Regions from separate parts of the Mus musculus genome. Here regions 2 and 3 are each linked to region 1. A link is a loop called in an ENCODE intact Hi-C map of the cell type or tissue named here. Cell type or tissue: left cerebral cortex. All regions are shown on one strand.

The links. Peaks named below come from ENCODE experiments on the same cell type or tissue, not always from the same donor. Only the 100,000 strongest peaks of a DNase experiment are listed, where the experiment ranks them.
Region 2: it touches region 1 in a loop (2.2-fold over the local background); 9 of 42 quality-filtered maps call a loop at or near these places.
Region 3: it touches region 1 in a loop (2.4-fold over the local background); 4 of 42 quality-filtered maps call a loop at or near these places.

Annotation. Positions count from the first base shown.
Region 1 is chr15:80,222,246-80,230,245 of GRCm38, reverse strand. Gm46521 (a long non-coding RNA gene) reads right to left here and starts at 4,645. Exons shown (of 2, transcript XR_001781722.2): 1 at 1,032-4,645. It also overlaps the pseudogene Gm8375. In left cerebral cortex, CTCF peaks have their summits at 4,240 (motif pointing left) and 4,832 (motif pointing right); DNase peaks (open chromatin) are centred at 4,251 and 4,825.
Region 2 is chr15:80,133,412-80,141,411 of GRCm38, reverse strand. All of the region lies in intron 1 of Tab1 (TGF-beta activated kinase 1/MAP3K7 binding protein 1), which reads right to left. It overlaps Gm31253 (a long non-coding RNA gene), which reads left to right. Exons shown (of 3, transcript XR_384256.4): 1 at 1-6,784. Among named protein-coding and RNA genes, the nearest start is that of Tab1, 4.3 kb to the right of the region's middle. In left cerebral cortex, a CTCF peak has its summit at 3,213 (motif pointing left); DNase peaks (open chromatin) are centred at 2,895 and 7,291; H3K4me3 peaks cover 1,472 bases; H3K27ac peaks cover 3,348 bases.
Region 3 is chr15:80,168,315-80,176,314 of GRCm38, reverse strand. Mgat3 (mannoside acetylglucosaminyltransferase 3) reads right to left here and starts at 2,594. Exons shown (of 2, transcript NM_010795.4): 1 at 2,477-2,594. In left cerebral cortex, no CTCF peak of the experiment used is centred here; DNase peaks (open chromatin) are centred at 1,576, 2,019 and 3,070; H3K4me3 peaks cover 2,632 bases; H3K27ac peaks cover 1,957 bases.

The DNA of each region.
Region 1 (8,000 bases):
TTTTTTTTTTTAAGATTTATTTATTATCTGTAAGTACACTGTAGCTGTCTTCAGACACTCCAGAAGAGGGAGTCAGATCTCTTTACAGATGGTTGTGAGCCACCATGTGGTTGCTGGGATTTGAACTCAAGACCTTCGGAAGAGCAGTCAGTGCTCTTCACTGCGGAGCCATCTCGCCAGCCCAGACCTTTACATTTGTATTGAAGGCAATGTCTTGCTGTGCAGCCTCCTGTGTAGAGGTGCAAGTGGGGGGTAGGGAGGGGTTGTGTTCAGTTACAAATGTACAGGCCGGTTCTTTTCTTTTTCAGGAGAACACCAAATGGCAGGTGACTCTGGTGCACCCTGGGCCCAGGATTAGGAGGCCTTGATGGCTTCTGCGGAGGGTTCGGCAGAGGTCTTAGGGGCCGTGGCCGTGGTCTAGGCCTCGGGGCTCGTGGAGGTAAAGCTGAAGACAAGAAGTGGATCCCTGTCGCCAAGCTGGGCCACCTGGTTTAAGGACATGAAGACCAAGTCCTTGGGGGAGATCTACCTGTTCTCCCTGCCCATCAAGGAGTCTGACTGAGATCATTGACTTTTTCCTGAGTGCATCCCTAAAGGATGAGGTTCTGAAAATCATGCCAGTGCAGAAGCAGACTCGGGCTGGCCAGCGGACCAGGTTCAAGGCTTTCGTCCCTATAGGGGACTACAATGGTCACGTTGGTCTTGGCGTTAAGTGCTCCAAGGAGGTTGCCACTGCCATCTGAGAAGCCATCACCTTGGCCAAGGTTTCCATCATCCCTGTGTGGAGAGGCTATTGGGGGAACAAGATTGGCAAGCCCCACACTGTTCCATGCAAGGCGACATGTCGCTGTGACTCTGTGCTGGTGCGTCTCATCCCTGCTCCCAGAGGCACTGGCGTTGTCTCTGCTCCTGTACCCAAGAAGTTCCTGATGATGGCCAGTATAGACGACTGCTACACTTCAGTCAAAGACTACACTGCCACCCTGGGCAACACTGCCAAGGCCACCTTTGATGCCACCTCCAAGACCTACCTGACCCCCGACCTCTGTGTTCACCAAGTCTCCTTATCAGGAATTCACTGATCATCTTGTGAAAACCCACACCAGAGTCTCTGTTCAGCTCGAGCTGTGGCTACCACAAAAGGGTTTTTATACAAGAAAAATAAATGAATTAAGTCTGTTAGAAACAAACAAGCACACAAACAAAAAACAAATGTACATGTGTTCATGTGTGTGGAGAGGTTAGAGGTCAACATCAGAAGTCTTCTTCAACTGTCCTCTATTTTGAGACAGGGCTCCTCACTGAACCCGAATCTTCCCTTTTCAGCTTGATTAGCTGACCAACCAGCCAGCCCCCAGAATCCTTCTGTCTGCCTCCCTGCACGGGGCTCACAAGTGCGCCCTATTGTACGGGCATCTTACATGGATACCGAGGTTCCAAACTCAGGTCCTCCGTGTGTCAGACACCTTCCCAACTGAACCATCTCCCTAGCGCCAACCTCAAACTCCTGCACTTCCTGCCTCAGCCACCCCAATGCTGGAACTACTACGGCACTGGCAGTAAGCTGAATGGTGGAAGTAGATTCTGAACTCAGGTCTGAATTCTCCACAGGGGGCCGGGGGCGTTGCTGGGGACACTAAAATCTAACTCTGAAGAGACAAGCGAACTGGGAAGGGACAATCAGAAAATTGGACAGAGAGGCTAGAGGATAGACAGAGGGCATAGTCACAAAGGGAGGCGTGGTCTCCAGGGTCACGGTCTCCAAGGAAGAACTGCATGTGATCACAAAGCCCCTTGAGCTTGATGCTGTACTCCGCACTAGGAGCTCTCTGTGGCTAGCTGGCACAGCGAGAACCAGGGCAGAAACCTGGAGGCTGGAGAATGAAAGGCGAGTCCTGGAGGCCTGGGAGATTCTACTGAGAAGTAAAAGGGAGGATGACGGGAAGAAGAAGGGGACAAAAGCCAGCCGTTTGTGCTGTGCCCAGATGGTCTTGGCTTGGGGCCACTTGTTTTGGCCTGCTGTGGAGAGGGGCAAGAGAACCCATTTTTGGAGGGAATTTGAAGAAGCTGGAACGAGGGAGCTTTATGTGGCACAGAGGGGACAAGGAGATTGAAAGAGCGGTCAGGTACGCCTTCCTGGAAGGGTAGCCCCTGCTCCAGCGGGTGACAGAAGTGTGTGATTTGTGCCACACGTTCTTTTACTTTGCCCAGTAGGTTGTCTTAGAAAGTCGAGCCCCTCTGTAAATGCTAGTCCACCTAAAACAGTGGGAAATAAATTTGGAAACTGTTTCTGAGTGACAAGAGAGAGCACTGAGTCCAGCCTGCTTCCCCCACCCCTCCCAGGGGACAACCCAGGCTGGTGGAGGAAATGGTTATAACCAGAGCAGTGAAGCTCTGGAGAGCAAGCCAGCCTAGGACCCAGTTAGCACTGTCCCAGAGCCATGTGCTAGATGCAGGGTCCGCAGGCAGGAGGGAGACATGTAAATCTCTGCTGCCTATTGCACAGCCATGTTGGGACAAGCCGATGGAAGACGAGCCTGTGGTTTCTCTGCATAACAGCTCTGGGCTGTCCTGGAACTTGCTTTATAGACCAGGCTGGCCTTGAACTCACAGAGAGTTCTACCTGCCTCTGCTTCCCAAATGCTGGGCTTAAAGTTATACTCCATCACGGTCAGTGGCAGATGGTTTTCTTATCCCCTCTCCATCCCCTCTGCTCCTGAGAGCACTGGGTATCTGTGCACTGTGTACGTATTTTATAGATGAGGCCTTACCATGCTGCCTCCTCAAAGGACAAAGTGGACACCCAGATGCCGGGATGCCCCAAGACTGCCACTTATAACGCAAAAAGATTGGTAAAACAACAGGGATAATCTGAGACAGTGTTCGAGGTTCATAAAGTCACTAGAGGGTCTGGCAGCCTTGGCCTCTGACACCGTTGACTCCTGGTTCACCAAAAGCAGCTTGTCGCTCTTGCTTCCCTCCAAGGGTTTGTTTGTTTGTTTGTTTGTTTGGAGACAAGGTCTCGTACAGTAGCCTTGGCTGTCCTGAAACTTGTTCTGTAGACCAGGCTGGCCTTGAACCCAGAGACCCACCTGCCTCTGACAGTGCGGGCTTGTGTGTTTCTTTAAGGTATTTGTTCAGCAGAAAAGGGGTTTGCTGTTCTAACTATGCACGCATGGAGAGCCCACACAAATGCCTTTCTCTCTCTCTCTCTCTCTCTCTCTCTCTCTCTCTCTCTGACTCTCTGAACCGGGACCTTGCTATGAAACCTAGACTGCCCTTCCCCAGCTGGCCCCAAATGCTCAGGAATCCTCCTTCCTTGGGAGGAGAGTGGCTGCCCTAGGCTTGCCTGTGCTGCATACAGTCTCTTTAGGGACCAGCCCAGAGGAGTAGATGGTAGCATGCAAGGGAGAGTGAGCAGCCCTGGGTGCTTCATGCCAGAGCTCAGTGACACCAAGAAGAGCTCACACCTGAACACAGATGGATACCCTCCATTGCTGAGTGTGTTCAAAGGTTGGCCACTTCCTAGAAAGTTCTGATACTTTCTTATCTACGGAAAAGGAGAACAGACAAATCCTTTCTTCCTCCCTCTTCATTCTGCGTTATTTCTTAGGCTTCATTTTGTTTGACTTTCATAGAGTTCTGTGATTTTTCTTTTTTTTGGTGGAGGATGTATCTTTATTATCTTAAAATTATATGTGTATGGACAGATAGTGTAAACATAAGTGAATGTGGTTTTGAGGTCACATCTGATCCCCAGGATTTAGTGTTGAGAGCCAAATTCAGGTCCTCAGAGAGCAATGCACAGTCCGTCTGCCTGACTCTTTCCCTCCCCTCGCCCACCCCCCTTTCTTGGTTTTCAAGACAGGGTTTCTCCGTGTAGCCCTGGTTGTCCTGAACATCACTCTGTAGACCAGGCTGGCCTTGAACTCAGAGATCTGCCTGCCTCTGCCTCCCTGAGTGCTGGGATTTGAGGTGTGCATCACCATGCCCAGTTTTGTTTTGTTTTTTGTCTTTTTATGTCAGTATCCACCTTGTCTTTGAAAATCTAGGCTGCGTTTAGGAAAAAAATGATATCTGTCAAAAGATGAATAATGCAGATTGTTCACTGCAGTGAATGTAACTAAAATACACTCAGAGGGGCAGAGAAATAGTGCAGTGGTTAAAAGCACTGACTGACTGCCCTGCAAGAGGACAAGGGGTCATCAGCACAATCAACTCCAGTTCCAGAGTATTCATCGCCCTCTTCTGGCCTCCATAGGTACTGCATACATGTGGTACACAGATATACATGCCTGCAAAACACCTATGCACATAAATCTTTTAAAATATATAGTTAAATTTTCATACATATAAATGCTTTCATAAAACCATAATATGGGTCCAGGCAATGGTGGCTCACACCTTTAATCTCAGCACTAAAGAGGCAGAGGGAGGCAGATCTCTGTGAGTTAAAAGGCCAGCCTGGTCTACATAGTAAGTTCCAGGACAGGCAGGGATACATAGAGAAACCCTGTCTCAAAAAAACCAAACCAAACAAAACCATATCTATAACTGAGGTGTTATATTACGCTTGTTTGTTTATTGCATACATGTGCTGCATGTGCGCCTACAGGAGTCAGTTCTCTCCATCCAGCATCTGGATGCAAGGGATGAAACTCAGGATGTCCGGCTTGGCGGGGCATGTGTTCATTCATCCAACTACCTCATCGGCACCCTGGCTATAGATGTTTGTATGAACTGCTTTGAGTCCTCTGTAGCACAACGAAGAATGAAGGGGGAGAGAGCTGGCAGGTGGGTGCCTTAGGCCTCGCTGACCACCAGGGGGCAGTGCAGCCCAGCTGGAAGGGACCCAGTTGGGTTAGTGTGCTCTGTCGTTGACCTCAGAAAACTGGTAACCAGTCCACCCAATTCAGCGCGCCCAGGCTCCCTCAGAGCTACTCAAGGTCATCTGGGCAGCACCTGGCAGCCCATTCCCCCTTTCTGGTTTTGGTTTGTTTGTTTGTTTGTTTTTTGAGGCGGGGGTCTCCCTATGTAGCCCTGACTAGCCTGAAACTTAGAGATCAGACCGGTCTCTCTGCCTTCTGGGTGCTGGGATGAACGGCAGGCACCGACACACCTTGCTTTTTGTTTTGTTTTGAGACAATGATACACTCTGTATGTAGCCAGCAGTGGTCTTGAACTGGGCTCTCCTGCATCTGCTTCTCTTGCCCATATTTCTAGTTCCTTCTAGGGCAGTGGTTCTCAACCTCCCTAACTCTATAACATCTGTGTTTTCTAATGGTCTTAAACTGTCTCTGTGAAAGGATCGTAAAGCAGCTTCAAAGGGGTCGGACCCACAGGTTGGGAACATCTGCTCTAGGGCATCTTAGCACACACACACACACACACACACACACACACACACACACACACCAGCTCTAAGTGGAAAGGGATATTCTGTGTCTAGGGACACAGTTGGTTGTCATGCTTTTGGGGAGGGTATTGCACTGGCATCTAGCTGTCAGAGGCTAGGATACTACTAATAACTTGCCACCTGTGTCACGGCTCCATGACCAAGAGTGAGCTTGACCCAGAATGACAGTAATGCCAAGATCAAGAACCCAGGCTCTCAGGGAGACTGGGTCCAATCAGGTGGCTCAGGCTGGCCTCAAACTTGCCGTGGGGCTGAGGATGAGCTTGAATTCCTGTTCCTTCCCCTCCATCTTCCGACTGCTCAGATTCCATGCGTGAACCATCATGCCTGGTTCCAGCAGCCTGGAAGATCAAACCCAAGATTTCCTGCATACCAATCAAATGCTCTAACAATGATGCCTTAGCTCCAGCCCTCCTTCATTTTCCTTCTCTTCCTCCCTCCCTCTTTCTTTTTAAATTTATTAATTTTTAATGTGTTGGTGTTGCTTGCATGAGAGTAGGCAATACCCTAGAACTGGAGTTATAGACAGCTGTGAATTGCTATGTGGGTGGTGGGGAATTGAACTCTGGTCCTCCGGAAGAGCAGCTGGTGCTCTTAACCAGTGAGCCATCTCCCCAGTACCCCCTCTTCTTTCTTTCTTTCCTTCCTTCCTTTCTTTCTCACTAGGTAGCCCAGCTGGTGGTGGTCTCAAGATGACTCTCCGGCTTCAGACTCTCAATGGCTAAGGTTCCAAGCGTATGCCACCATGCCCAGCTTTCAGGGTGGGTCTCACAGTCTGCAGCCAGACTGGATGCAGCAATAAGTTGAACCAAGACAGAGTAAAGGAAGTTAAGTGGAACCTGTGGGTGTCAGACCAAAAGGTCACACTGTCCTGTCGTGAGGGTGATGTGCCCAACTACGCTAGGGTAAGAACTTTTTTGAGGGGGTTGCCCCAAGCACAAAGAATCCACAACCTTTTAAAAATGTCACAGAGTCCAGTTGCCCACTTCAGTACCGGCGTCTTTATCAACCCAGCTGGGGGATGGAGGGAGGTGGCGTTCATTCTTCCCAAACCTGCCAACTGATGTTGAGCCTAAAGTTCTATTAATAGAAAGCGCCTTAGTCAGGGTTACTATGTTGCAGGGTTGCTGTAATGATGAAAGCCATTATCAACGGCAAGTTGGAGAGAAGAAGGTTTATTGGGCTTCCATATGGTGTAGTCCATTATTGAAGGACAGGAACTCAAACAAGGCAGGAACCTGGAGGCCAGAACTGATCTACATTCCATGAAGGAGTGCTGGCTTGCTCCACATGGCTTGCTAGGCCTGCTTTCTTATAGAATTCAAGACCACCAGCCTAAGGATGCTCCCATACAATCACTAAGAAAATTCCCGGCAGGCTTGCCTACAGCCTGATTTCTGAAGGTATTTTCTCAATTGAGGTTTCCTTCTCTCTAATGACTCTAGCTTGTGTTACGTTTGACACAGAACAAACCAGCACAGAGGGACACTGTGCTGGTCCACAGATGGACAGTCCACAGATGGACTGGTCAGGAGATGCAGGGGACCTGGGCCTGGTGGGACAGCCTGCAATCCCAGCCACTCAGGAACCTGAGGCAGGAGGATCACAACTTTAGGGCCAGCCTACAATACATAAATAGACTCTTGTCCCAAAAATAAAGAAGTGAGTCAGGCATTGGTGCTGCACATGCCCGACTAATCCCAGCACTCAAGAGGCAGAGACAGGGGGATCTCTGTGAGTTCCAGACCAGCCAGGGCTGGACATGGTGAGACCCTGTCCCAAAATAGCAAAGCATGGTGGTACATGCCCTTAATCCCAGCATGAGGGAGGTAGAACCAACTCTGAATTCCAGGTCAGACAGAGTTACATGCTGAGTCCCTTTCTAAAATAAAATAAAATAACCAACTAATTCAATTGCACTAATTTTTTTTTTAAAGAAGGCCAAGGGTGTGGCTCAGTGGTAGATGACCTGCTTACCATGTATGAGGCCCTGGCTCACTCCTCAGTACTGAGAAAGGAGGAGAGAGTGAGGAGAAAGGTTGGTCAAGGATGGTGATTAGTGGCTATTCAATTGGCTGATGGACAGTTGAGTAGAAGAGGACCTGGCTATGTCTCTTGTGACCTTCCAAAAGGCTCGGGTCCTGGGGAGCATGCTCAGTTTTCAGAAAGACAGGCTTCCAGGCAAGCCATGTTGGGATCAATCAAATGAGACTTATAACCCTTAAGGGCTACCATTTTGTTTTCAGACTCCATTTTGATCATCAGATGAAATGATTTTCCTGGGCTCTAGGGGAGCTTTCCAGATGGCTAGCCAACTTTCTCCTTATCCTTATTTTGTTCCCCAAAACATAACCATGAGAGAAAAAAAAAAAGATTGATTGATGAAAAATTGTAACTGTATCTTAGGACAGATGTGCATGGGCCTTGTGATTTTTCTGTTTATATGTTTACTAAGATGAACATTTGGGGTTGCAGTCAGCTTCTGAGTCTGTGCTGCTGTCCCTGACTGGTCAGTTTTTGCTGCCTAATTCAAATATAGATCTTGCTTTGTGTGGACTCTTTTGGGTCTGCTTGGGTTGTTTTG
Region 2 (8,000 bases), 89 kb after region 1:
CATGGCCTTCTTTCCGAGAAGTCCAGCAGGCCGGTGTCCCCCAACCATAGTCCTGCAGTATGCTTTTTAAATGTACATTCACATGGGTCAAATGAGACCTTAGTGCTTTCCTTCTGGCTTCCAGGGTATTGACAACTTTGAATCTCACCCTCAGAAAGGCCCACAATCTCATAACAGCTGTCTAGCTTATTCAGATAAAACCTTCCACACAGCACTTCAAATGACTTCTAAAAACCTGCCCAGACAAAAGCCATGGTAAACAAACCCACTTCTGGCAGGAGGGCTCCACATCGAAGACTTGCCTTCTTGGAAAAGCTTAGCACAGAGCTGGGTGTGGTGGCACACCTTTGAACCCAGCACTCGGGAGGCAGCGGCAGGGTCTCTCTGAGTTTGAAGCCAGCTTGGTCTACATAGTGAGTTCCAGGACAGCCAGGGCTATGTAGAGAGACCCTACATAAAACAAAAACAACCAAAAAGAAAAGCCCAATACAGGTGGGCAAGATGGCTCAGTCCCTTGCTTCCAAACCTGAAGACCCATGTTTGGTCCCCCAAATCCATGTGGTGGAACGACAGAAATCCTCTAACCCTCCCCACACAGACACAAAATAAGCATAAATGTAAAAAAAAATGCAAAGAGACCTCAAATGAAGGTCTTAGCTCTACAGTCACGGGGATGAGAGCAGACTTAAGCCAACGACTTACGGCAATGCACCTTCCTAAAAGAAAGTCCTACTTATTTTATTTACATTGACTGTCTTTAAACACTAAGTTCCTGATGTTTGCTTTGGCGTATTAGTAAGATTAAGACAAATTTTACCCAACAAGCACCACAGAAAGCACAAGGAAGCAAAATTCACCTGTTTGCATTTCTCAGTCCTATCTACGCCCAAGTTCCTGCTCCAATCCACCTGGGGAGAGTGGTGTTTCCCTAATGTCAGCCAGCTACACAGCCTCCTCAGTAAATGATACACTTCCAAGTTTACACATGACCTTAGCCAAAAGGCTAAGATCAATCTACAAGCCATCAATCCACTTCCAACTTTATCTTAAAACTGTCAATTTCTTTCTCAGAGGACTTCATTTTGAATGCAAACTTTTCCAGTATTGTGGTAAGTGGAAAGCCAGTATGGTTTATGGTATCTAGAAGACAAAAGGTGAAGATGTACTCAATCTACTGCCTGCCGTAAGCTCTAGAAGAGCAGCAAGTGCTCTTACCTGCTGAGCCACTTCTCCAGGCCCTTTAACTGTTAAAAGAGATGAGCAGTCAGTATTCCGTCTAGTACCCAGGAGGAAAAAGTAGAAAGATCATTACCACAAGTTCGAGGCCAACCTAGAACAGGCTAGCCAGGGCTAGTCTTGAAACTATCCCTTGCTGGAGGGGAGGATACTCAGTGGTGCTATTCCAAAGGACCAAATGTTCAGTGCCAAGAAAACAGGACAGCTCACAACCACCAACTCCAGGGTATCTGATGCCCTCGGTGGACTCCACTAGCACCTGAACTCACAGGTGCACACACACACACACACACACACACACACACACACACACACAGGCCTGTACACATGTACATGCTTAAAACCAAACTAAATCTTTTTTTAGAAAAAGAGAAAGAACACTTACGGGCTGTGGTGGCACAGGACTTTAATCCCAGCACTCGGGAGGCAGGGGTAGGCGGATCTCTATGAATTGGATGCTAACCTGGTCTATAGAGTGAGTCAACAGCCAGGGCTATTACACAGAGAAACACTATCTCAAAAAACAAATAAAAAAACACAGAGAGAAAAATGTCATAAGAGTGTTGAGAGCACAGACCAAATTAAGCCCTTCTCTTGACAGCATCTGAGGTCTGAAGGGAACTGAAAACCAAATGCCTTCCCAATGGCAGCCATTCCTGTTGCTCCTTCAACACATCCCAACCCACACAGTGGAGACCTGGGCTCCAGGAGAACACTGCACAAGGTCTCAGAGGCTATTTCCAGCGGCTTCAGCATGAGTACTAGGCATTCCACATTTAGGTTACTGACCATGTGACCGCTGGCCAATGTCGTATTTTAGTCTAGTACTGTCAAACGGCTCACTACTTGAAATCTGTATTCTTCGGGTGTACTGGCTAGGTTTTGTGTCAGCTGGACACAGATTAGAATTATCAGAAAGGAAGGAGCCTCAGTTAAGGCAATGTCACCATGAGATCCGGCTGTAAGGCATTTTCTCAATTAGTGATCAATGGGGAAAGGCCCAACCCACTGTGAATCGTGCCATCCCTGGGCTGGTAGTCCTGGGTTCAAGCAAGCCAGGCTAGGAGAGCAAGCCAGTAAGCGGCATCTCTCCACGGCCTCTGCATCAGCTCCTGCCTCCAGGTTTCTACTGTTTGGTTTCTTGTCCTGACTTCCTCCAATGATGAACAGCAATATGGAAGTGCAAGCCAAATAAAATAAACCCCTTCCTCCACAACTTGTTTTTTGGTCATGGTGTTTCACAGCAATTGAAACTTAAGACACACATGTAACACACTGACCTCATAACAGTGCCCTAGGACCTGTGACAAATGGGTAGTTCTCCTACACTCTGGGTGCTCTGTCAACAAGAGGCCCAGTAGCCTTGTGCCTCAGACACAAGCCCCAGCAAGTAACCAGCCAAGGCCAGAAGGCCGTGTCGCTGTGAGCCAGGAAGATTTGGCTCTGACTTTACAGACCCACTCAGAAGCATTCTTGCTATGTCGTGGCTGACTGAGCTTTGCGCGTGGTCTCCTGTTCCTCGCTTGTTTTGCCAGGGACTATCCACAAGAATCGTCCACAGAGGATTCTATTAACACGTCTGCCAAGTCTCATCCTTCCTCCACACTGCTCAACAATTTCTGGAAAGGTCGCATATTTGCCACTCACACAAACCACCCACTCCTCCACCCATGCACTAACTGATGCATACTTTCTCCCACGGCTCCAAATGCCAGGCCAAGAGCTCAGGGGGCGCTAGCCCTGGAGAAGCTGAAAAGGGGGTGTTTCACACTCCAAGTCTCAGCACAGAGCAACACACACACACACACACACACACACACACACACACGCACACACACACAGTGAGCACAGGAACCAAGATTCCTCCCTCATTCAAAAGAACAGTTCCTAAAATTCAACAGAAAGTGTGCCGAGTGGCCACATCAAAGGCCCTAATTCCTGCCGGTCTTGTCTTGAGAGGGAGCCCCCTACAGTCCTGCTGTGCTCTGAAAACTCATAGTGACCCTTGTGTGTGTGGCCTCAGAGGCTTCACAAACACCTGTGCATGTTTGTTTAAGAATGAGTTCCTCACATTCTCATGGACTCTTATCGAAATCAAGGTCTGCAGTAATAGTTCCCACACGACTCATCTCAAAACCCCCGGCAGACAAGTGGACAAAGCCCTGTTCCCTGTTCAGGCCACAGCTTGAATATCAAATTATGGCATGAAAAGGCTGAGTGTTTCTGTGGTGAAAGCAATCCATTGCCACAGAGACCAAAAAGAAGCTTGGGGGGGGGGGGGGCAATGGCCCTGGGAAGATGGCTTAGGGTGAGGGACAGCAGTTCCTTCTCTCCAATAAACCTCTTGTATGACCCACTTCTCTGAGGCCAACTCACTCCAGGCTCCCACTGCCTTCCAGAGCTCCATCAAATGCTCTATGCTGCTGTCAGACTCCATGATGGACGCTCACAAGGCTCCTAAGAACTGCGGGATGGTCTCTGCAGACCAGACCAGCAGCTGGACCCCCATCCCAGGCTGGTGAGTAGCTAGTACACCGCTCAGGTATTGACACATGTACGTTGTTCTTTCTTTCCTTCCTTTTCCCCCTATTGCTGGGGATGGAACCTGAGGACTTGTGCACACTCTTCCATGAGCCTTATCACCAGCCCTGGATACACACAGTGTGTGTGTGTGTGTATCCTGAATATATGTTTTTTTCCAGTGGGCACATTTGCTTAGAGACAAGGCCTCATATAGTCAAATTCAAGCCCCTCACCCTCTTGCCCAGCTTCCCAAGTCCCAGGATTACAAGACTGTCCTTACGCTCTGTTTTATGAGGTGCTGGGAATCAAACACAGGTCTTCATGCACATTAGGCACACGACCACCTGAGCGCAGCCCTGCGCTTGTTTAAGGTGCACAGGGGAAAAAGCATAGGCCGCAGCATGTGATCGCATAAATATCATTCCTCAGGACAAACTTCAGTCTAAACACGACTTCAGGGTGACAACATCCTTTGCTTGCTTAAAACTTGGGTTTTTTTTATATTTTGGGGGATATCATCTTACTGTGTTGCCAAGGTTGGCCACAGATGCCTGGACTCAAGTCTAATTCAGCCTCCTGAGGAGCAGGGATTACAGTCATAGTAACAAACCAAATGGATTTTGCTTTTGTTTGAGACAAAGTTTCTCTGTGTAGTTCTATCTGTTCTGGTTTTTACTCTGTAGAACAGGCTGGCCTTGAACTCTCAAAGATCTGCCTGATTCATTAACTATTATTAAATTACACAGAGTCTGTACTTGCTGTTTAGCATCTGTCAGGGCGTGTCGTCGTCATCCCCCACCACCACCCCTGCTCCAGCACAGTGCCTACCACAGGAGGAACACTCAAGGGTCACTGCAAGGCACTGGCTCACTCACAGCAGCACTGAAGACAGAAGTCTGCTGTTGAGGTGTAGAGGGCAACAGGTCCCTGTGCACACTGATAAGCATGAGGGAAACCAGGAATATTGAACACACAGGGTTGTCTCTTCAACAGAAGGCTGCATACCTGCTGTTGCCAGAGAGCTGGGGATGGATACTGTTCACGGCCTGGTGACCTGTGCAGACTGTAGGGCCAGACCACAGCTGCATTCCCCATACTACTGTGTTCATCCCAGACTCCTCCCTAGACCTTCATCCTGAGCACTATTTCTCAGTCACTAGAACTCATCCTTAAGGATTTTGCAAGAGTTTCGAGGCAGCCCCGCCTTAAGCATTACTGTGATAACTGTCACGGAGAGCTTCTTTCCAAAGCTCTACTGTGCTTACACATGGCTAAAGTAAACTGCTCTGAATCGGCTTCTAGAAGTTTGACCCCACACCAGCTACCGATTCCTGTTGAACCAGATCTCCTCCTCGCCTCATGTGGACACTCAGATCCTTACTCTGTGGTAAGGATCTCCTGGTATTCGCAGAGCCCCCACAGCTGACTGTTACCATCTAGAATTGGAAACACTGTGGCAGTCCATTTATAGTATCGGTTCTCCTGGGAGGCCTTCTGGACCGGGGAAACTATGGGTAAATCTCTGTGAGACTCACAGGCTTTTTTCAGGCTGCTATGGCTGGGGTCTTCTAAACCTGCGGGTGAAGACCTTTTTGGAGGTCACAGGAGTTCTATATCAGATATCCTACATGTTAGATAGCTACATTATGATTCATAACAAGTAGCAAAATTAGTTATAAAGTAGCAATGAGATAATTTTGTGGTTGGGAGTCACAACATGAAGAACTGTTTTAAAGAGTTACATTAAGAAGGCTGAGAACCACCATTCTAAGATTTTCTTTAAAACCACTTTTCTTAGCTGAATGTAGTGGTGTATGCTGCCCCAGCATTCGGAAACAGATCTCCAAGTTCAAGGCCATATAGTGAGCTGGAGGTCAGCCACTGATACATAGTGAGACTTTGTCTCAAGACAATCAAACAAACTCAGCACTAGAGAGATGACTTAGTAGCCTGGAACATTGACTTTTGTTCCAGGAGACCCAAGTTCAGTTGTCAGAACCTTACGACTGGAACCTCCTTCTGCCCTCCACAGGCACCAGGCATGTACCCAGAACACTTACATGCAGGCAAAATGGAATTTTAAAAAATTAAAATTAAAAACAAACCAACTACCCAGGAAGCCCTCAAATCCAAAATCCCCAAAACCAAACCCTTTTAAAGCACACTGACTAGAGATAATAGGTAAAAATCCCTCAGAAGGCCTTTTCTTCCAGAAACTCTACCAAACTGCCCAAGGATGATGCCCCTTCAAGACCCACATGAGCCCATTACCAGCCTATCCCACAACTGTTCACTACCTGTCAACACACTATTTCTATCTGACACATGGATTTTCAGACCCCTCACATACAAATTTAGTTAAATACATTGTATTCCCCTTGGGTGTCCCTCCTGTCTTGTAAAAAACTGAATTTAAAAAAAAAAAAAAAAAAACCTAAAAAGGAAAGGCCATGACTGCTCCTACGTGTGGGTATGGTAGAGGAGAAAAGTTCTTACTGTAGGAAAATGGGAGAGCAGAGGCAGAGACATCTAAGAGAGTCCAGAGTCGAACCCTAAGCCATGGGGGAGAGGGAGGGAAGGGAAGGGGAAAGCAAGGGAATGGGGTACAGCAGCCAAAAAGACAAAGGTACAAAAGAGGTGGGTCACCAAAATTGTTCAGTTCTATAGGAAGAGCAGCCCGAGGGATGCTGGGAGAGCCTGACAACCAGGCTCACTTTGATGTGTTGAGACCTCAGCTATTTTTCTGGGTTTGAGACTTAACACCCCTGAATCCCCTGCAGTTCTCTGCGGCCTGTCCAGGGTTCCCTATGGAAGTCCACGCTGACTATGCCTTAGCCACGGTGCTGGGGCTCACGCTCCTCTTCCCCTGCTGCCCTTTCATCTTCCCAAGAGGCCCAGACTAGCAGCTTTCAAGGTCATTTGCAGAACACAGATATTGGAGCTGCTCTCACCAGACACAGGACGAAGGACAGGTCAGCAAGCCCTGCACCCTGCCCGGCTGGGACACCGGGATTCCTCTCAGTAGGTATGTCCTTTCATCCTGAGGATGGAAGGGGCCTTACACAGTTATCTTTTCCTGTTCCTTCCCTAGCATCAAGACACTACGGGTTAAAGCCGGCCCTCCCTCCCCCTTTTTAAAGTCCGCCAGCATACACAGAGAACACATTCTCTGTGTGCTGGGAAAAGCCTACACTCTGCCCTAACTGGTGTTCTTTGGGTCCCATCACAAGGAAGAGACAGAAGATACTTGACCCAGTCGACCTTTCTCTTGTTAGCAAGCCAACTCAGTCGGCATCAGTCACTATTTTTTTCCCAGCCCCTCTTTCTCTCAAGGTCACAATCATATCAGTGTTCCCCAGACGCTTTCTACAATGGGGACATTTATACAAGGGCCTTGCCCTCTGGGACCTTACAAAACAGAGAGCCAGACCTCTTTACTCCCAGGGTTTTACAAAAGGCCCGAGCAGGCACACAATAGTGAAGGGAAAGCCATCTCTCTCTTCCCCCACGTCTCCCTCTGGCTTCAGATCCTCTAGGCCAGGCAAGCTACTTCCCCCCACCCTTGAAAAGCCAAGACCTAGTTCCTGACCAATTTCCTCATTCTGTGACAGACACTGACCAAGCACCTAGCATGCAAGGGTGGTAGGGTGGTGAAGTCAACATGCTAAGAGGCGCTGGTCTTCAAGGAAGCAGACATCCAGAGGCAACTCCTACAGAGTGCCACGGTAAGGAAGGCCAAGGGATCCCCGCCCTGTCCTGGCAGATCCAAACAGTACTCTGAGCTAACATACATACATGTGTAACTGCACATATGTGAGAAAGATGCAGGGACGGGTAGACTACATCAAACCGTGGAGGTCCAGATGACCAGGTCGGGGTGCCTGGAGCCAACCTTCAACGGGACCCGGTGAACTGGGAGGCAGAAGTAAAACCCTACGCCCTCACTTGAGGAGCCTAAACCTTAGGGGTGTTTCTGGAACCAGACTATTTTAATCCTGCCTCTGCCTCTGCCGCTCACCAGCTGCCTGACCTCGGTTTCCTCGTCTGTAAAAACTTTTAGTCGCTAACTATTCTCCGGTGCTGCTGGCGAAGCTTATAAACGCGAGGCGGTCCACACAATGCCAGAGATACAGCACGCCTTACACAAGCGGGGGGCTATTTATTATTAGTCGTGTCCACGCTCCGGATGGCCCGCTCGGCGGCGCCACGTCCCCTTCCGGCTCGAGGACGCTCCCACTCCG
Region 3 (8,000 bases), 54 kb after region 1:
CCAAGTAAAGAGCTAGGTCTGATTAGAAGAAGAGCACTCCAGGAGCAGAGCAGTATGCCTCAAAGGAGCTGCATGGTGGTGGGTACCCAGAGGGACCAGGGCACTCTTCTCTGTAGAGCACCCACCCTCCTGCCGGCCACTCCTCACTCCTCACCTCCTCCTAGAATCCCAGAGGGAAGTCCTTGACCCTCCCTTTCACACCAGTCCTCCCATGATCCTCAGCATAGCCCGATCCCCCCCCCCCCCCCCCCGTGAAACTGGCCTCACAGCCAGCTGGCATCAGATGGCCTCATTTTACAGGTAACAATACCAATGCGGCAGCCAGCAATTTCCCACCATGGTGCAGGTGTCAGGCATCCTTATATGCCACCTCACTTCTAGTCCTCGCCAAAATCCTGGGGAGGACTCTCGACTTCACAGAGGTGGAAACTGAGGCTCAGGGCACCAACTTCCTGAAGTGAGACAGCTACAGATCCTCACATACACACACATACAGACAAACATATACTCGCACACAGACACTCACAGACACTCACATAGACATTCACACACACATACACACACTCACATATACTCACAGACACACATAGACGCTCATATACACGCAGACATACACACAGACACTCACCTACACACTCACATACATATACACACACACATATACACACACATAGACATTCACATACACACACACACAGACACTCACACATACAACCATACCTCACAGCACAGCATGGGGTAACTGATGAGCACTAATGACAAGACACACAGAGTTCCAAAAGAGGCCGCTGAGGCCATTTGCTCAATCCCTGCCAAGAACAGCTAGCTCCCTGCAGTCCCCTGGAGCCAGTCCTAGCTTCCTGGTGTGGACATCCACATTTTCTCTACCTGGCCATCCTGTTCGGAAGCGCTCTTCAGAGGTAATCAGGCGTTCCCACTGGCGTACCCTCGGGGACCTAACAGCAGCTTATGCCGGTGCACGAGGTGTGCTAGGTGCTGCCCATAAAATAGGGCTCCAGTCACCCCAGAGCTCTCTCATCTCTGTCAGAACTCTTATCTCTGTCTCCCTGTGTGTCTGCCTCCATCTATCTATCCCTCATGTCCACACTCCAAGGCACACCTTGGCACCACCTGCCAAAAGTACCCCCACCTCACCTCTCACGGCATTTGTCCTATCACTGGTGTTGGGACTCAGATTCGAACCATGGTTGTTGCAACCATAACATACAGTACTAATCACTATACAACCACAGCTGGCCACACATGGATACCCACTCTTCAGCTCATTTCTCCTCGTGGTTCAGTGTCCCACCATGCTACACACCATCTCTCAACACACCAGAGAGCACATCTCTCGGTCCTTTCTCTTACTATTTCTTCAGCCCTGGGAACTTTTCCGTCTTCCAGTAGGTTCTTCCTCCCTAGAGCAAAGAGCCCCTCTTTCTAACTTTCCCAGAAACCCTGCCTATCTCCTTAGCGTTGGGCAGCACTAATAATCCTGGAGTTGCCAGCTCCCAGAAGGAGAGAGCCTTGTCTTGCTCTCCCTGTCATCCTCACGGTTGGCTCATTGCCTGGACCTTTAATAACTGTGTCCCTCCAGGTCAATCCCCCATGAAGGCATTTCTGCACCCGTGTCCCAGAGATGATGGAGGACCACAGAAAAATCCCAGTAGGGAAAATGTTCCTGCCTACATCCCCCTTCTGAGTTCCGCAGGCGAGGGAACATCATCAGACCTCAGGCCATCGGAGATGACTGGGGCGCAGCAGTCAGAGATGCTGCGCCCCAGCTCAGGCACCCCCGCCACTAGCACAACCAAGCAAGCTCCCCTCCCCACCCCAGCCCGGTTCTAGAACTATTTGTAGATATTTATAGCGCCCTCCCCCAGCCAGGAGCCCTCCTCCGCCCTGGGCAGTGCAGTGCAAAGAGAGGGAGACCCCTCCCCAGTAGAAGGTGGGGGCCTCTCATGCTAAGCTTTTCCCTGCTCCCCACTAAGGCAGCTGTAGTTACAGCTCCAGCCACAGCCCCCACACTCGCCCAGCACCCCAACCGCGCCTGGGCCTCGGCCAGCAGCCGCAGCAGCCCGGGATCGGGGGTGGGGAAGGCAAGAGCTGAGGCCTCGCGCCCCCAGCCCCGAGCTGCGCCGGAGGTGGAAGGGAGCGCAGCGCACAAAGCATGGCTGGAGCTCCGCGCCTCGGGACGCCCCCACCCCACCCCGGTCCAGCCAAGGGAGGGGGTCGCCGCGCCAGGCTCTGCCCCGCGGCCACGGAGAGCTGCGGAGAGCAGGCGGGTGGGGGCAGGGGGCGCCGGTTAAGCAGTCCCCCACATCTCGCCCCTACTCGGCCCCATGCCCCCGCCCCCGGGGCTGCGGGACCACCACGGGGGGAGACGGGAGTGGGGAGGACGCGGAGGCGAGGCCTGGGGTGCGGGGAAGATGCAGGGCTGCGGCGCGGGTCCCCGGCTCCAGGGTCAACTCACCCATCGTCCGCTGGGTCTCAGCAGCGGCGGTAGAAGCAGCGGCGGCGGCGGCTCCGGGGCCCCCGGGGTCCCCGGCGGGGAGATGCTGGCGTCCGCCGCAGCCTCTCCTCGCCCCATCCCGGGCTCCGGCGGCGGCGGCTGCGGCGGGCGCCCGGCATCGCAGGCAGCGCGGCCCGGGCCCGGCCCGATCCCCGCCCCCCACCCCACCTCCACCCCGTCCCGCGGGCCCGGCGCGGCCGCTTGACTGCACCCCGGGGCGGTAGCGGGGGCGCGGCGGCGAGGCCGAGCGCTGCGCTGGAGGTGCCCGCTCCCGCCGGCCCCCGCCCCGCCCCCGCGCGGCCGCGTCCCCTCCCCCGCCAGCCGGGCTTTGCGCGCTCCGGGCCAGGGGCGCCTGGACCGCGAGCTCCCGCCACCGCCCCGCGCCTCTTTCGTGTGTATGTGTGTGTTTCTGTGTGTGTGTGTGTGCGCAGCAATCGGACGCGCGAGTGTGCGCGTGCCCTGCCTGTGACCGTGCGTGCGCCGGCCCACTGCCCGGGCGTCCTGTGCGGGTGTGTGTGCTGTGTGAGGCGGAGCTGGCCAAAGTGCTTGTCGGGCTCTGCGTGTGAGTGGATCTGTGTGTCTGTGTTCTGCAGCGTGTGATAGATTGGCCCTTATGTGCATGGGGTGTGTAGATAGATCCGTACTGTGGCGTGATTGTGGGCATACTGTGGCTGGGGGCACAGGCCTCCTGTGTGGTGGTGTGACAAAGTCCTGACCGGTGTGTACATCACTGTAGCCCTATGCAGAGGCCTGGTACAGGAAAGCGTCTAAAACACTGGGTACTGGGTCGACACAGTGTCCGTGCTAGTTTGTGTCTTGCTCGGATGTGTTGGCCTCTGTACATCCTTCTGCCTCCACCCTCTTCATCAATGCACAAAGCCACCCATGAGGCGCAGAGGGTGACAGAATGTGCTGGATCTGGGATTCAACCCCAGACTTGGAGGTTTCTCCATTCTTCTTCCCCACCCCCCACCCCCAGGATGCTGCTTATAATGGGCATCTCTAGCACTCAGGTCACCTATGATAGATTTATTTATTTTGTTTTTTCAAGACAGGGATTCTCTTGTGTAGCCCTGGCTGTCCTGGAACTCAACTCTGTAGACCAGGCTGGCCTTGAACTCACAGAGATCTGCCTGCCTCTGCCTCCTGAGTGCTGGGATTAAAGGCGTGCACCACCAACACCCGGCTCTAAATGATCTAAATATCCCCAGAGCCCTGCTGGATTGCAGTCAGAAGCACCTGACATGGGTGCTGGGACTTGATCTCAGATTCTCTGGAAGGGTGCTCTTAACCACTGAGCCATTTCTCCAGCCCTGACACTTTTTCTTGATTTGAGGCATTCTGTTGTGACCTAAAAACCAGTACACCACCTCTATAACTTGTCTCCCTCTCAAGGTTATCAATTTGTCTGAATGTATTTACTTATTGTGGCGCTGGGAATGAAACCCAGACCCTCCCATATGCCAGCCAGTTACCATAGGTTATATTCCACACACAACTTGCATGGCCTTTGATTTCAGTATAATGCAAAACACTCCCATTTGCCTGCCCTGAGCCTTCTGCATTAGGAGGCAATGAGAAGTACCACCCCCTGCAGTTGTGTGGAGGAAAAGAGATGGCCTGGCCTTGCCCTGCACAGAGTTGGACACATCTGGAAGGTTCTGGAGACCTGCTGCTTGCTCTCTCTCCCCACCCCGACCCCCCACTCACCCTTGGATCTTTGTTTTCCTTCCTTTTCCAAATTCCCAAGCTTCTTGGGAGGCCTCTGGGAAGGAGGAGGAGCTGTCTCGGTTAGGGTCATACCAAAGTCCGCCTCCGTGTCTTGGGGTTTCTTTCCTGGTCTTTTGGGACAGTGTGGTGAGTACAGATTTCCCCAGCCCTTCAGAGATAGCAAGTGACTTCCTAGGCCGTCCTGGGTATGGTCCAGGATAGCAAATGCCCCTCCCTGGCTCAGCCCAGACCCGTTGGGAGGAGGAGCTCACCTCCCCTGGATCTGGCAGGAAAGAAAGAGAGAGCCTCTATTTCCCCTTCCTCTGACCTCTTTCAGTTCCTTCTCTTTGACAAAGCAGCTTGAGGCAGGGAATATGGACTTACTAAAGCTTGGGTTCTAGTCCTGTCCCACCGTGAACCCTTGAGCTTCTTCATTGTAGAGTAGGGTGCTAGGATCGTCCTTCCTACCGATATCAGCAGCATCTGGCTACCCGTTTAGTCACTTCCTGTTGGGGGGGGGTGTAGGGAGGGGCTTGGTAGGTGGTCCTCGCCCCCCGCCCCCCTTTCCTCAGGACTGGCTGGTAAACTTGGAGGTTGTAGGAGCTGGAGTTGGGAGAAGCCCAGATACAAGATTATCCTGCCCCCAGCATGTTGCACGGTGTCACCTTACAACTCAAGCTGGCTCTTTCTTTCTAGAGCTGATTTGGCTCGGGGAACAATTGCTAGGTCTGTTACCCAAGCATTGGCTTTGCCTGCTAGGCAGCTGCATTCCCCTCCCTGGGTCATCTCACCTGGCCTCTGGGTCTACAGGTGAGGGGTTCCCACTCATCCTTCAGGATCTAGCCCAGATACCCCATCTTTCTGAAGGCCCCTGAAGGGCTTTCTAACTTCCAGAGACCACGCCCAAGTTCTAGTTGGAGAATCCTCACCTGGGTGACCCTAAACAAGTCTCTTCTCTCTGCATGCCTCAGTTTCTACTCTGATCAAGCCTGAGGCAGTGGATAGACAGGGATCCATTATTGCAAGGTATCCAGGAATATTCCAAAATTCTCAAAAGCATGTGTGCTTGTAAGCATATGTCAGCATATGCATTAACACATGGGTGTGACTTAGACTGTGCGCGCGATCACACACACACACACACACACACACACACACACACACGTGAACATAGGTATGTGGACAAGGGCATGCTCGGTGTATGTGTTCCTGGGGAGGGCTTAAGACTATCGTCAAATTCTCAAAGGAGTTGGGACACGTTTATGAATCTTGGGCTCTTCAGCACCTCAGGGACCATCCCAAGCCCATCCTCCCACTGTTGTCTAGGCCTACTCTTCAGCCTCTGCTCAAACCCAGCCTTTCAGCATTCTGCCAAGCACAGCCTCCCTGGGCCCCCACTGTCTACCCTTCTTCTCCTCTGCCTTCTCCCCTCCCATTTCTCCTCCCCCTCCACGGACTTTTCACCTGCAAGCATAGCAGATAATTCACCATGTTCGTGTGGCCTCATCTGCCTATCTTCCCCGGTGGGAGGGCAGGCATCTTTGCTGACTTTGCTTGCACCCAGCACAGCCTGGCACACAGACCACAGGAGCTCCACAAATCCTGCCAAATGGCCAGGAGCCTCAGGCGCCTTCCCTAGCTGGCTTCTGGCTTCTTTTTTGAGGAATACCTCTCACCAGGAGGGTCTGTGGGAGGCTTGTAGCAGGAGAGAGCCCAGAGAAAAGTGGTAGCCCCTTGGTGAGGGAGGCCCCTTTGCTGGAAAGTACCCTCGGTGGGCCAAGGTTGTTATGTGCCACCAGAGCATGACCTGGGATGACAGCATCCTTCATAAACCCCGAGAAACTCAGGTCCCTGCTCTATTTCCAATTCCAACCAGGGTCCTCTGGCCCTGTGCTTTCCTGAGCAGCCCCAAAGCCCCCATTAGGTGACAAGTGAGACAGGAAGAGACGGTTGGGTATCTGAATAGCAGAGCTAGGACTCCAGCCCATGTTCTAGATCCTGAGCCGGGAGCTTCAGCTACATGCCAGCCTCGGACTCCAGGCTATCGTGGGCTGGGAGGAGCGAGCCTCCTACCTGTCACCAGGAAAATCTGGGTTTCTGAGAGCAGAAGAGACAAGGAGAAAGCAGGTAAGCAAGGGATGCTGGGAGCAGCTTGGAGGTCAGGGCAGAGCTGGAAACAGCACTGGAAGGGCACAGCATGCAGGCTGTGAGGAGAGGACCACCATTGTCTCTGCCTAAGCTGCTTCTTGCTTCAGCATCTGTGGAGAGAAGCTGACACACCCACTGCTGTCCATACACATCTGCAGGAACCCAGAGACCCAGTCCTGACCTGTCCCAGCTGTGTGTAAAGTAGGTATTTCCATACCCACTCTGTCTCATGGCCACAAAGCCTTGTGTATACACAAATACATGTGCACACCCAGGTCATACCCTTGAGCCTACAAATCCCTACTGGGCACTCCCTAAAAAACAATACCGCAACATTCCACAGTGTCACCACAGGGAGAGACTGGGCTGGGAACCAACCCTGAGAACCTGACAGAGGTGATCCAGTTACCCAGAATCCCTCTTCTGCCTTTATGTCCCTCTTGCATGCACAGCAATGCCTGCTTCAGGGAAGCAGCCCCACAAGTCAGAGATGGGGACGCAGGCCCAAGATGTTGTCTTGGGGTCTGGCTACCTGACTGCAGTTTCTTTCTTTTTTCTTTTTTTCTGAGACAGGGTTTCTCTGTGTAGCCCTGGCTGTCCTGGAACTCACTCTGTAGACCAGGCTGGCCTCGAACTCAGAAATCCGCCTGCCTCTGCCTCCCAAGTGCTGGGATTAAAGGCATGCGCCATCACTGCCTGGCCTGACCGCAGTTTCAACAGCTGGGTGGCCAGTGATGTCTAATGTCTGTCCTTCTGGGAACCGTGCTGACCCTTACCCAGTAGCCTGTTGTCTCCAGGGAAGATGACTGGGCTGAGCCTGAAGGCAACCTCAGGAATATCCAGATTTTGCTTCTCTGAGCCTAAAAACCATGGCCTCAGAGGTGACCTGTGTGACCCAGAGGCTTCTCTGGTCCATTAGATGGGCAAGAATACACTATGCGGGGCTGGCAAGACGGCTCAGTGGTTAAGAGCGCCGCCTGCTCTTCCGAAGGTCCCGAGTTCAAATCCCAGCAACGACATGGTGGCTCACAATCATCCGTAACAAAATCTGATGCCCTCTTCTGGAGTATCTGAGGACAGCTACAGTGTACTTACATATAATAAATAAATAAATCTTAAAAAAAAAAAAAAAAAGAACACACTATGCTTCAGTCCTGGTCAAGGGTCCAGACCGTGTATCTGGAGCCAGGATGGAGAGTAGAGCTGGAAGCTTAGCAGAATTCATCCATAAAGTCCAAGAGCAGCTACAAAGAGGCCACAGGGCCTACTGTCCACCCAGATTGGCTGGTAGAATGACCTTTAGCATACACACAGCCTGACTGTAGCATAAGAAAATGAATTGAGGGTGGTCAAGATGGCTCAGCAAATAAAGGAGTATGTCCCCAAGCCTGGAGACCTGAGCCCCACGTGCTGAAAGCAGAAGACTGACATAGGCTTCGCTTGCCATCTGATTCCACACAGGTGCTGAGACTGACGTGCCTATTTATTTTCTAAATAACACTATGTACATCTCTGTGTTGAGAATGTGCACGTGGGTGTCAGTGTTCAAGACCAGAAGCCCCGAACCTCTCTGGAGTTACAGTTCCTGATGGTTGTGAGCTCTCGGATCTGTCACATGGACACTGTC